Linked DNA regions of Homo sapiens: region 1 is linked to region 2. The links are chromatin loops, found by intact Hi-C in ENCODE. Cell type or tissue: pancreas. All regions are shown on one strand. Each heading gives the region's core, and the rest is flanking DNA. Links, peaks and the distances in the headings are about the cores only.

Region 1 (5,375 bases), core at 303-5,302, 61 kb before region 2:
GATATTGTCCTTGTCTCTCTATGATCTTACTGTTAAATGGAGGAAACATATTGGCAAACTGACAGTTACTGTCTATTGTAGGGAGGGCTATCATATAGATAAATGCTGATGCTGTGGTAGTGAAGAGGAGTACCCAGTATAGCCAGAGTGAGAAAGTGTCCAGGAAGGCATCCAAGAGTAAGTGAAACCTGAACTGTTACCTAAAGGATGTGGGACCCTGAGCAAAAAGTTTGGGGAAAGAGCATTCTGGGCAGCATGAACAGAAGTAAGGGGATGAGCAAGCTTGAGAGGGGGAATATTGGGCATTGATAAGGTTGGAGCATAGGATGTGAGGGAAGGAGAGATGAGATGAGATAGGGAGAGTGGGCAGGACAAAAATGTTGACTGGCTTTGTATGTCATATTGTATAGAGCTTGGACTTTATCCTAAAGGCTTTTGGGAGCCATTGAATAAAAGTAGGCAAGGAAGACTATGCTTAGATTTACATTTTAGGAGTACTTTTCCTCTGGCAGCAGTGCCAAGGAAGGTAGGGGCGAGGAGGAAAGACTAGTGGCAGACAAGTTAGGAAGCTGTCACAGGAATTTAGGCAGGGAGTGAAACTAAGGTTGTGAAAATAGTAATGTAATAAAGCAGGCAAATCAAGAAATGTGAAGGGGTAACATCCATGTGTTTTGATGACTAATTGTATGTGGTATATGAGGGGGAGAGGGAAGAACCTAGGATGACTTGGAGGTTTCTGGCTTGAGTATTTGTGTGGGTGGGTCGTGTCATGAACTAAAATAGAGAATATAAGAGGAGGAAGGTTATTTTCTGTGAAGTGGTGGCAGTGATGGTCCACGAGAAGATACTGAGTTTAATTTAGGTTACATTGCGGTCGAGGCTTCTGAGGGATGCTAGGTAGAGATGTCCAGGAGGTAGTTGGTTGTAATGAACATGAAACTTAGGAGAGTGATAGGTGAGAGGGTGAGAGAGTCATCAGCTTATCAAACCACAGCCATAGGAGGGGAGAAGGAGCTGGCTTTAGGAGTGTATGTATATTGAGACAAAAACTCTGGGGAACTCCAACAGGAGAGTGGTGTCAGAAGCAGAGAAAGAGGATCTCCTGAAGGAAATTGTCCACAGAAAGGGAGTGGCCAGAAAGGTAAGAGGAACAGGAGAGAAGTGAGTTTCAAGGAGAGTGTGACACACATTGTAGATTATGCAGAGGTCAAATAAGGCAAAGACTACAGATGTCCAAAATAAAGGTTACTGCTACTGGAACATTTTCAGTGGAGTTGTGGGAAGTGAATGGAAAGTGCAGAAGAGGAGTCAGTGACCTTTGGAACTTGGACTTTGAAGGAAGAGAGAGGAGGAAGACAGGTGAAGAAGGGTGGGGAGAGTTTTGTTTATGTATTGTAACACAGGAGAGACTTGAGCATGTTTATTTTAAGTGCTGTTTTGAAAGAGCCAGTAGAGAAGGAAGATATAATACAATTCAAAGACGGGGAGAAAAATTGATGGAGCATGGGCTCTAGAGTCAAAAGTTGTGTCTTTTAGAAAGATCAGAGGGTTAAAAATAAGAATGCAGGTGATTAAGTTGGTTGGTTAGAGGTGTAGGAACTTGAGGGAATTTCTCCTGATGCTCATACTCTCTCTATGAAGTAGGAGGTGAAGTTATTTGCTGAGAGTCAGGAGGAAGGAAAGAAGGGGTGAGTGTGTATGTGTGTGTGTGTGTGTGCACGTGTGTGTGTGTATGTGTGTGTGTTTTCCCTCTAGCCCTAGAAGCACTCAACAACCTGATTGTAATAGATTCCAAGGCAGACAGGTAGATTGATCTAGGATCAGAATTTTCCAGCATAGTTTTGACGGAAGAATATGGGGTCCTTGTAGTTTGTCTTAAAATGTAGCATCAGTTTGATTATTGATTGTTTGTACTGTTGTTCTCTGGCTGGCTTGTATTTTGGCTCCCCAGTGAAATTGTCTACTCCTCTGGGAAGAAGCATATATGTAACTTTTGCATTCCTGCCTGTCATTTAGCTAAATACTATGCAGAAATTAATTCTTAAGTTTTTGTTGAGATAATTTGACTTTTGGACAGGACATCTTGACTCTTGACATAGAGAGAGGCTTTCCTCACTTGTGGTCTTTAATCCCCATCTCATTATCTGACATGGATAGTGGAGGATTCACTCACTCTCCATGAGTGAACTCCAGGCCTAGCTTCTTCATTAGTCTTAACAGGTTAGCTTTACTACTCTCCCCAGGGCAGTTGAGCTTTGCTTTCCATGAAGGTTATGTAGTTAATTTGTACTAGGCTTGTGAAGACCTGGGTGTTTACAAGACTGGACAGAGAGGCTGTTGTGGAAAATGCAGCCTCCTTCTTGTTTATTTTGGCAGGCAGGCAATGAAGGAGATAGATTTGTTCTCATGACTCAGAGCCCTACCTGCTTTACCTTAACAGGTTCAATATAACCACCACCTTTCAGATGTGATAGTGTCCTTCAGAGTTTATCTGACCTTTATATCTAAAAAGAGTATTAGTTACCCTTTGCCCTCTACTTGCTTGGTTTTTTTTCACTTTTATTCCAGTGTAGAGGATATTTCCTAATGTGTTAGGGCCAGCTCAGAATTGATGTAGTTCTTTCCCATTGGCACATTCCGCATCTTTGTTTGTTTATTGCCATGTTCGCCACAGTGTGCCTTGTTTTGCGCTCCTTGTTTTGTGAAGCTGGACTCTTATCAGATAAACTTGCCATGAGTCACACTGGGGAGTGGAAGTATGTCTCCACTAATTTGGAGAATCTTTGATCTTGTTTCACTCCCTGGTTTGGCTTGTCCAGTGCAATTTGTCTCTCAACCTGCAAGAGGTGTGTGTGTGTGTGTGTGTGTGTGTGTGTGTGTACTTGGGTGTCCCTTGCCTGTGGCTTCACCTGTTGCCATGAATGGTTGACTTCAGGGCATGCCCCTTTGTGTATACAGACTTCCTCTACTATTGTTATCACCATCAGCAAAAATGTCTCTGTTAAGAGCCTCTTTGAATGTAGAATATAGTATATAACACTGAGAGTTCATAAACCCTCTGTCCTCTAGGGATTTACAGTATATAATACACATTACAAATGACAAAAGACAATAAAGAATGTGTAAGCGGTTGAACAAATAATGGATTATTGCTCCTCATTTAGCTATCATATTCACAGTAGAAGATATCCTAAAAAGACATGTAGTCAGTGAGGAAGAGGATTAACAGAGACCAGATCATCTTCAGCTCCAACTAAGATGGCAGAGAGCTGCCACCTGTGGCCCTTTGATGCCAGGTAATTTCTCTCTGATATCCTTTCTAGTCATGCAGGACCTTTTTGCCATATTATCTATACATATGGGGCAGGATCCTAACAGGACCTTTGCTCTCTAGTGGTAACCTGTCACTGAAATGGGAGGCTCCAGTTTCCAGCAGGGAGAGTGCCTGGAAGGCTTGGCTCTTCTGGTACAGTTATCTTTGTAACTTGAGAAAATTTATTCCAGACCTACTACAAACATTCGTGTGCTCACAAGCACCACAGACAGAGCAGCAGCCAAAGCTAGCTGCAGCCTGAGCATGGGTCAGTGTAGGGAAAGAAGCTAACTGACCTGGCCTGAGTCACCTCTAGAGGGGAAGAATGTAGGACTTGTCCCAGCCTTTGTTGGTTAGTTTCCCAAATGGAAAACAGGGACCAGAGTAGGTGGGGTACTTTGAGGTCCTCATACCTTTCAGAGGACTGGATCCTTGTTTTCATTCTTGTTCTTATTGTTAATAAGTGTAATAACAGTATTCATGTAACACTGCCTTTATTAGGAAGAATGAGGAACTGCCAAAGGGCTGGAAATTTTCTTTACTTTCCCTGTGGGAGAGAAAGATAGATGGAGCATTAGGTGCCCATCTCTCAGGCCTCCTTTCTCTGATTATCCTGTGGGAAGTACCTGGAAAGCAGTGAGGCATTGGAAGGAATGGTCTAGGCCTTGGCATGAGTATGTGGTCGTGAAGGCATAAGACAAAATATCTTGTGTAGCTGTAGCACAGGTGCTGTGGTAAGAGGAAATAGGTTTGGGGGCAGTATTAAGGGGGCTAATAAGCGCAGAAAATAGTATTTGTTGCTGTCGTTAGTTACTTCACTTTGCCTTGCCTATATGTATTGTCTGACAGCAGAGCCGAAACTCCAGCATCCTTTTGTCTCCTCCTCCTCCTCCTCTTTTTCTTATTTTCTGACTTATAAAGATGTATATCTTCAATAAATAAGCTTGTGATGATATGGAAAGTTAAATAAATAAAAGTTCTAGAAATTGGAAAACTAAATGGTGATTTCATTGTGGTCTTTAAATATAACAAGTGTTATAGGCCACGGTGGCTCACACCTGTAATCCCAGCACTTTGGGAGGCCAAGGCGGGCAGATCACCTGAGATCAGGAGTTCTAGACCAGCGGGACCAACATGGAGAAACCCCGTCTGTACTAAAAATACAAAATTAGCTGGCGTGGTGGCCCATGCCTGTAATCCCAGCTACTTGGGAGGCTGAGGCAGGAGAATCGCTTGAACCCGGGAGGCGGAGGTTGCGGTGAGCCGAGATCGCACCATTGCACTCTAGCCTGGGCAACAAGAGCGAAACTCCGTCTCAAAAAAAAAAAAAAAAAAAAACAACCAGAAAAACAAACAAGTGTTATAATTGTAATTCTTGTAATTCCTTAAGCCAAAACTCCATTATAACATTTCTTAGTTTGTTGTTGTTGTTGTTGTTGTTACTTTTTGTGTGTATTTGTTTGAACTTCCCAGCTGTATTGTGATCTCTTTGAAGGTCTAGATTGTGTCTGATGAGATGCATATGATGCACTTCATGAATTGAGCTACTTTGCAAATGATGCTGGTTGTTTTATTTCTTAGTGTTTTCAGCAACTTCCAGCACCTTTCACAATGTTTCTTTCCACGTGGTTGTCCCACAGATGTTGCATACTTGATATGTCCAAAAGGGGCATTGTTGTCCCCCTCCCTGCTCCTGGACCTGCCTCTTCTTCTATGTTCCCGATTTTAGTGAATGCTTTTCCCGTCCATCCAGTGGAGAAATTCTAAATACTGAATGCTTTGTGTATACTAAATATATATTCTGTCCATTTCATAGTTTAAAGTGTTGCTATCAGATGGAGAATTGTAATGTGCAGAATATAATAAAGCCTCTTTTTTTTTTTTTTTTTTTTTTTTTGAGACAGAGTTTTGCTCTTGTTGCCCAGGCTAAAGAAGTGCAATGGCATGATCTCGGCTCACCGCAACCTCTGCCTCCCAGGTTCAAGCGATTCTACTGCCTCAGCCTCCTGAGTAGCTGGGATTACAGACATGCGGCACCACGCTTGGCTAATTTTGTATTTTT
Region 2 (5,375 bases), core at 199-5,198:
GGCCTGTAATTAGGAGACATTTTATATGAAAAAATAAGTATTCTCAAAAACTAGAATCATGTACAGCATTCAGAATGCTCACAATGTGAAGAGGCACACCGGACTTAGACATGCTAAAGTCTCAGATTCAAGTCCTCTCATCTCATGCTCATGTTCATCCTGGTAAATAACTTCACTTTGGTGTAAAACCTCATTGAGTGGAATTGTGAGCAAACTTTTGTACTGTTTATTTTTCTCTTCCTGGTCAAGTTTGCATAGTTAAATGCAAGTATGTTGTGATTGTATTTTATCCTTCTTTTCTGCTTTCTGTTTTTCTAATTTCTTCTTCCCTTTTAAAAATCCTCACTGCCGGGGGCAGTGGCTCACACCTATAATCCCAGCACTTTGGGAGGCTGAGGCAGGCGAATCACTTGAGGCCAGGAGTTTGAAACCAGCCTGGCCAACGTGGTGAAAGCCTCTCTCTACTAAAAATACAAAAATTAGCCGGGTGTGGCCAGGTGCAGTGGCTCACGCCTGTAATCCCAGCACTTTGGGAGGCCAAGGAGGGTGGATCACAAGGTCAGGAGATCAAGACCATCCTGGCTAACATGGTGAAACCCTGTCTCTACTAAAAATACAAAAAAAAAAAAAAAAAAATTAGCCAGGTGTGGTGACGGGCACCTGTAGTCCCAGCTACTCGGGAGGCTGAGGCAGGAGAATGTCATGAACCCGGGAGGCGGAGCTTGCAGTGAGCTGAGATTGCGCCACTGTACTCCAGCCTGGGCGACAGAGCGAGACTCCTTCTCAAAAAAAAAAAAAAAAAAGCCAGGTGTGGTGGCAGGCGCCTGTAATCCCAGCTACTCAGGAGGGAGGCTAGTGCAGGAGAATCACTTGAACCCGGGAGACCCAGGTTGCAGTGAGCCGAGATCACACCTCTGCACTCCAGTCTGAGTGGCAGAGTGAGACTCTGTCTCCAAAAAAAAAAAAAATTCTCACTTTCTTCTTCTAAATCCATTTTATAGCACACAACAATTCTTCTCTTACCCAGAATGCTTATTTGTGTGTTAGCTTGTCCCATTTCTTAGTCATTTTCGTTATTCAAAATTATTTAAAGGAGAATTGAGAGTAGGAAGGGAAGACTTCTAATAGTCCTCTTCGTTTAAATTCTGTAATCATAGCTTCCACTCTCCTCCTTTTAGGTCCTCTAACTTTTGATTCTTATACCTTGCATATGAGGCTCTTTCCTTCTTTTTCCCCCCATTTTAGTCATTTTTCTGTAGAAAATTTCTGCTTATGCTTGGGGAGCTAGATATGAATTCTTGTTATACTTACTAAGCATCACTGGTTCTATCTCTAGATGTTTAATAGTCAGGTTTTTAGATCAATAGGTTTTTAGATCAATCCCAAATTCATAGTGTCATGAAAAGATAGATGAGGAACTGAGCCCACCTGGAGAAGTCAAAGGATACTTGGGCCAAGTGATATAACTAGTTATTGACAAGCTTAAACCATGACCCAGGGTTCTGATGTACAGTTGAATGCCTTTCCTCCAAATCACATTGCTTGCTGTTGAAGCCTTGGCTAGGAGTAATCTTTAGTAAGATCCTTGAATTGTGACTTTTTTTCTTTTGTTTAATTTTATTACAGTTCCTTCCTTTAACAAAAATGCTAAGTAATATAAGCTTTAAGAGGGTTAAAATTAGTCCGGTTTCAAAGATATATTTGAGAATTATGTAGTATCTCTTGAGATAGTCTAGAGATCTTAGAGCTACGTTGGGGCCTAAGGACTGAGAATCGCTGTCATCAGACTAGAGGTTTGAGAAAAGGAGATTTTTATTTATTTATTTTTGAGACCTAGTTTCGCTCTTGTTGCCCAGGCTGGAGTGCAATGGCGCAATCTTGGTTCGCCACAACCCCCGCCTCCCAGGTTCAAGCGATTCTCCTGCCTCAGCCTCCTGAGTAGCATGTGCCACCACGCCCAGCTAATTTTGTATTTTTAGTAGAGACGGAGTTTCTCCGTGTTGGTCAGGCCGGTTTCAAACTCCTGACCTCATGTGATCCACCCGCCTCGGCCTCCCAAAGTGCTGGCATTACAGGCGTGAGCCACCTTTCCCGGCCTAACTACTGTTTCTATAGAAGGAGTTTTCCAGATTGATGCCTAATGTACAAATAACTGCATCATCAGTCCCTGGCTGTCATCATTTTGCTGTGCAAAAAGGGAACATCAGAGAGGGGTCCAGGAGCCACTCCACATATCATTCGTAAATGTTATTGCTAATGGAGAGAGGGATGATGGTGGGGGCAGGCGTATTTGTGTTCATAGAGGAAGGTAGGACTGTAATCTCCATGCCTAGTTTCTGATTGGCATTGATAATATAACCATCTTTCAGAGAGTCAGCTCCAAGAGGTAACTGGGAAACATCTCAGTTTTGCTCCGGGCACTATTTCCTTTGCCATCTATACCAGAAGCTGTGGTGAATGGGAAAGCCATTGCTTTCTGAAGTGCCCTTAGGCCTTTCTCAGTGACTCTTAAGTTTTAAGAATCATTTGGGTGAGCATAATGCTGAAATCCTGTAGCTATGAAAGCTGCACTGCCATGGCAATAAAACTCCCCATTGAATAAGTAAAATGGCAATTTCCAGGAATCTGGGTGGTAGTTATTTCAATCAAGTTGAGAAATGGGATCACCGAGAGGGGGATTTCCGCAGAATCTGGGCTGTCAGGGAAATCTTTAGGCTGTCAGGGAAATCTTTATTCCCCATTGTCTTCTCCTTACAAATTCCAGGAGAGGAGTATGAGGTTATATTTGTGTCCTCAGTAAGCCCATAAAGGTCAGCCAGTGTGCTACCTTACATTGTAATTTTCCTTTTCAACATTCTTTTTTTTTTTTTTTTGGTTAAATTTTACTTTAAGTTCTGGGATACATGTGCAGAATGTGCAGGTTTGTTACATAGGTATACATGTGCCATGGTGGTTTTCATTCGTTTATGTACTGAACATAATCTTAGTACCTCACAGACAGTGCACATGTACTAACACCTTTCCTGAAACCTTAAAATATAAGAAATATAGAAATACAGGTAGTTTGTAAGTCTTTGCTCTTGGGGAAGCCAATTTTGGATTTCCTTTGTCTTTTTGTCCTATCATACTCCTTGAAAGGGGTAGTAAAAGCATTTTTCTCTTTTTCCCTCTCTGTAGTTCACCCCAGTGGGGCACATAGTTGCTGGATTCAGCAACGTTCTTTCCCAAATGATTCTTAAGGCATGCGGGTCACTGAGGTTTATTTTTAAATCCATAACCCAGGGTTCAGCAGTTGTCCTTACTGAATTCCCGTGTGGAGGCTTTCAGCTGCCCAGACACCCCCACGTCTTTACTGGGCACATTCCAGCAGTCCTAAAGTCCTGACCCTCAGGAGTGAAATTCTGGTCTGGTGTCTCACTCCTGGAATTCCTTCATGAGGCATGGCTATGGCATGAATCAGGTGTCAGATTGGAAAGCCAAGAGATCAGGTGGCTTGTGATCATAATATAAAAAATTTCTAACTGGTAAAATGGTTTTGGAGACTTAATGCGTATTGAAAGTTTCTTTCTGCTTTATTGTCAGCCTTAGCCGCCTCTTGATGGTCTCTTTAGTTCCTTTCCTGGATTGTCTAGGAGCATGCTGGAGGCAGTCAGAACATAAGGAGTTAAATTGCAGTGAACTTATGGAGAATGATTAAACAGTGATTAAGTGATATTTTAACTTCTGTTTACAGGGGAGAAATGGATGTCATCAGGAAAAGGGTTTGTTTGCAGTTTTGACTGAAGTCATCTTATCTTAGCCAGGGCTGCCTGCCCTTATTCAATTTCATTTTTAGCTGCAAGGTGAACTCCCCCACACACTTATTTTCTGATGTCCATCTTTGTCTTTGCTCATATTCCACCCCTTCCTTTCTTTCCCCAGACCCCGTGTTGCTCTAGGAAAACTTGCTCCACTCAGAACAGAGTTGGGGTGGGACTTAGCTGCCCTTCTGCATCTTCTGTTTCTGGAAGTCTTTGGGATGAACCATACATGGGAGAGTCAGGATACTGGAATGCCATTGAACTAGTGGAAAAAGCACTAGATAGGCAATTGAAGAGGCCTGGGTTTGAATTCCAGCTCTGCTACTTATTAGCTATGTGATCTTGGACAAATTACTTAATCTCTGTAAGTCTTAGTTTCCTGTTCTGTAAAATGGAGGTGATAATTTCTACCTGAAAGAATAGGAATTAGAGAGGATTAGAGTTATATATGTAAAGAGCATTGCCTGACACACACACAGTAGGCATTCAATTATGTGTGATCAAAGAGGTCAGAGTTGATGGTAGAATTTAGACTGTCTCGGTTAGCCTTTTGCCTGTTTTTCCCAGTGCTAATTGTATAGTTTATATATTATAGTTTAAAGTTATGCTGCCAGGCGCGGTGGCTCATGTCTGTAATCCCAGCCCTTTGGGAGGCCGAGGCAGGTGGATCACTTGAGGTCAGGAGTTCGAGACCAGCCTGGCCAACATGGTGAAACCCCGTCTCTACTAAAAATACAAAAATTAGCCAGGTGTGGTGGCACACACTTGTAATCCCAGCTACTCACGAGGCTGAGGCAGGAGAATCACTTGAACCTGGGAGGTGGAGGTTACAGTGAGCTGAGATCACACCACTGCACTTCTGCTTGGGTGACAGAGCAAGACTCTGTTTCAAAAATGAAATTTTAAAAAAATGAAGTTATGCTCTCCTTTGCTTTTATTACAGTCTAGTAAGGAGCTTGGAGGGCTTTTAGACCCCCATAATCTCCATCACCCTCCTCAAAGCTGCTCTAAATAAACAAATTTAAGTAAAAAGTATTTGTTATATAAATGCAGGATGAAGACTTATTATGATGGCTTTTCCTCTTTCAACCAGATTGCAAGATACAAGCCTATTTTTAATAAAATTTCTGGTTCCCTACTCTGGTACTAATGCAAAGATTTATTTTTCTTAGGGATGAGTTGTGGCCAATTGATATAAAAGGAGATATAGGCCAGGCATGGTGGCTCGTATCTGTAATCCCAGCACTTTGGGAGGCTGAGGCAGGTGGATCACTTGGGGTCAGGAGTTCAAGGCCAGCCTGGCCAACATGGTGAAACCCCATCTCTACTAAAAATACAAAAATTAGCAGGGCGTGGTGGCTCATGCCTGTAATTCCAGCTACCGGGGAGGCTGAGACAGGAGAATCGCTTGAATCTGGGAGGCAGAGGTTTCAGTGAGCCGAGATTGCGCCACTAGACTCCAGCCTGGGCAACAGAGCGATACTCCACCTCACACGCACACACACAAAGAAGATGTACTTTCTTCTTTTGATACTTTTTTACATATTTGACGCATTTGTGATAGAGAAATGGATT

The links. Peaks named below come from ENCODE experiments on the same cell type or tissue, not always from the same donor. Only the 100,000 strongest peaks of a DNase experiment are listed, where the experiment ranks them.
Region 1: it touches region 2 in a loop (3-fold over the local background); 31 of 110 quality-filtered maps call a loop at or near these places.

Annotation. Positions count from the first base shown.
Region 1 is chr1:39,114,688-39,120,062 of GRCh38, forward strand. It overlaps a transcript of MACF1 not described here. Among named protein-coding and RNA genes, the nearest start is that of MACF1, 87 kb to the right of the region's middle. In pancreas, for the core only: no CTCF peak of the experiment used is centred there; no DNase peak of the experiment used is centred there; H3K27ac peaks cover 3,632 bases.
Region 2 is chr1:39,175,325-39,180,699 of GRCh38, forward strand. It overlaps a transcript of MACF1 not described here. Among named protein-coding and RNA genes, the nearest start is that of MACF1, 27 kb to the right of the region's middle. In pancreas, for the core only: no CTCF peak of the experiment used is centred there; no DNase peak of the experiment used is centred there; H3K27ac peaks cover 2,743 bases.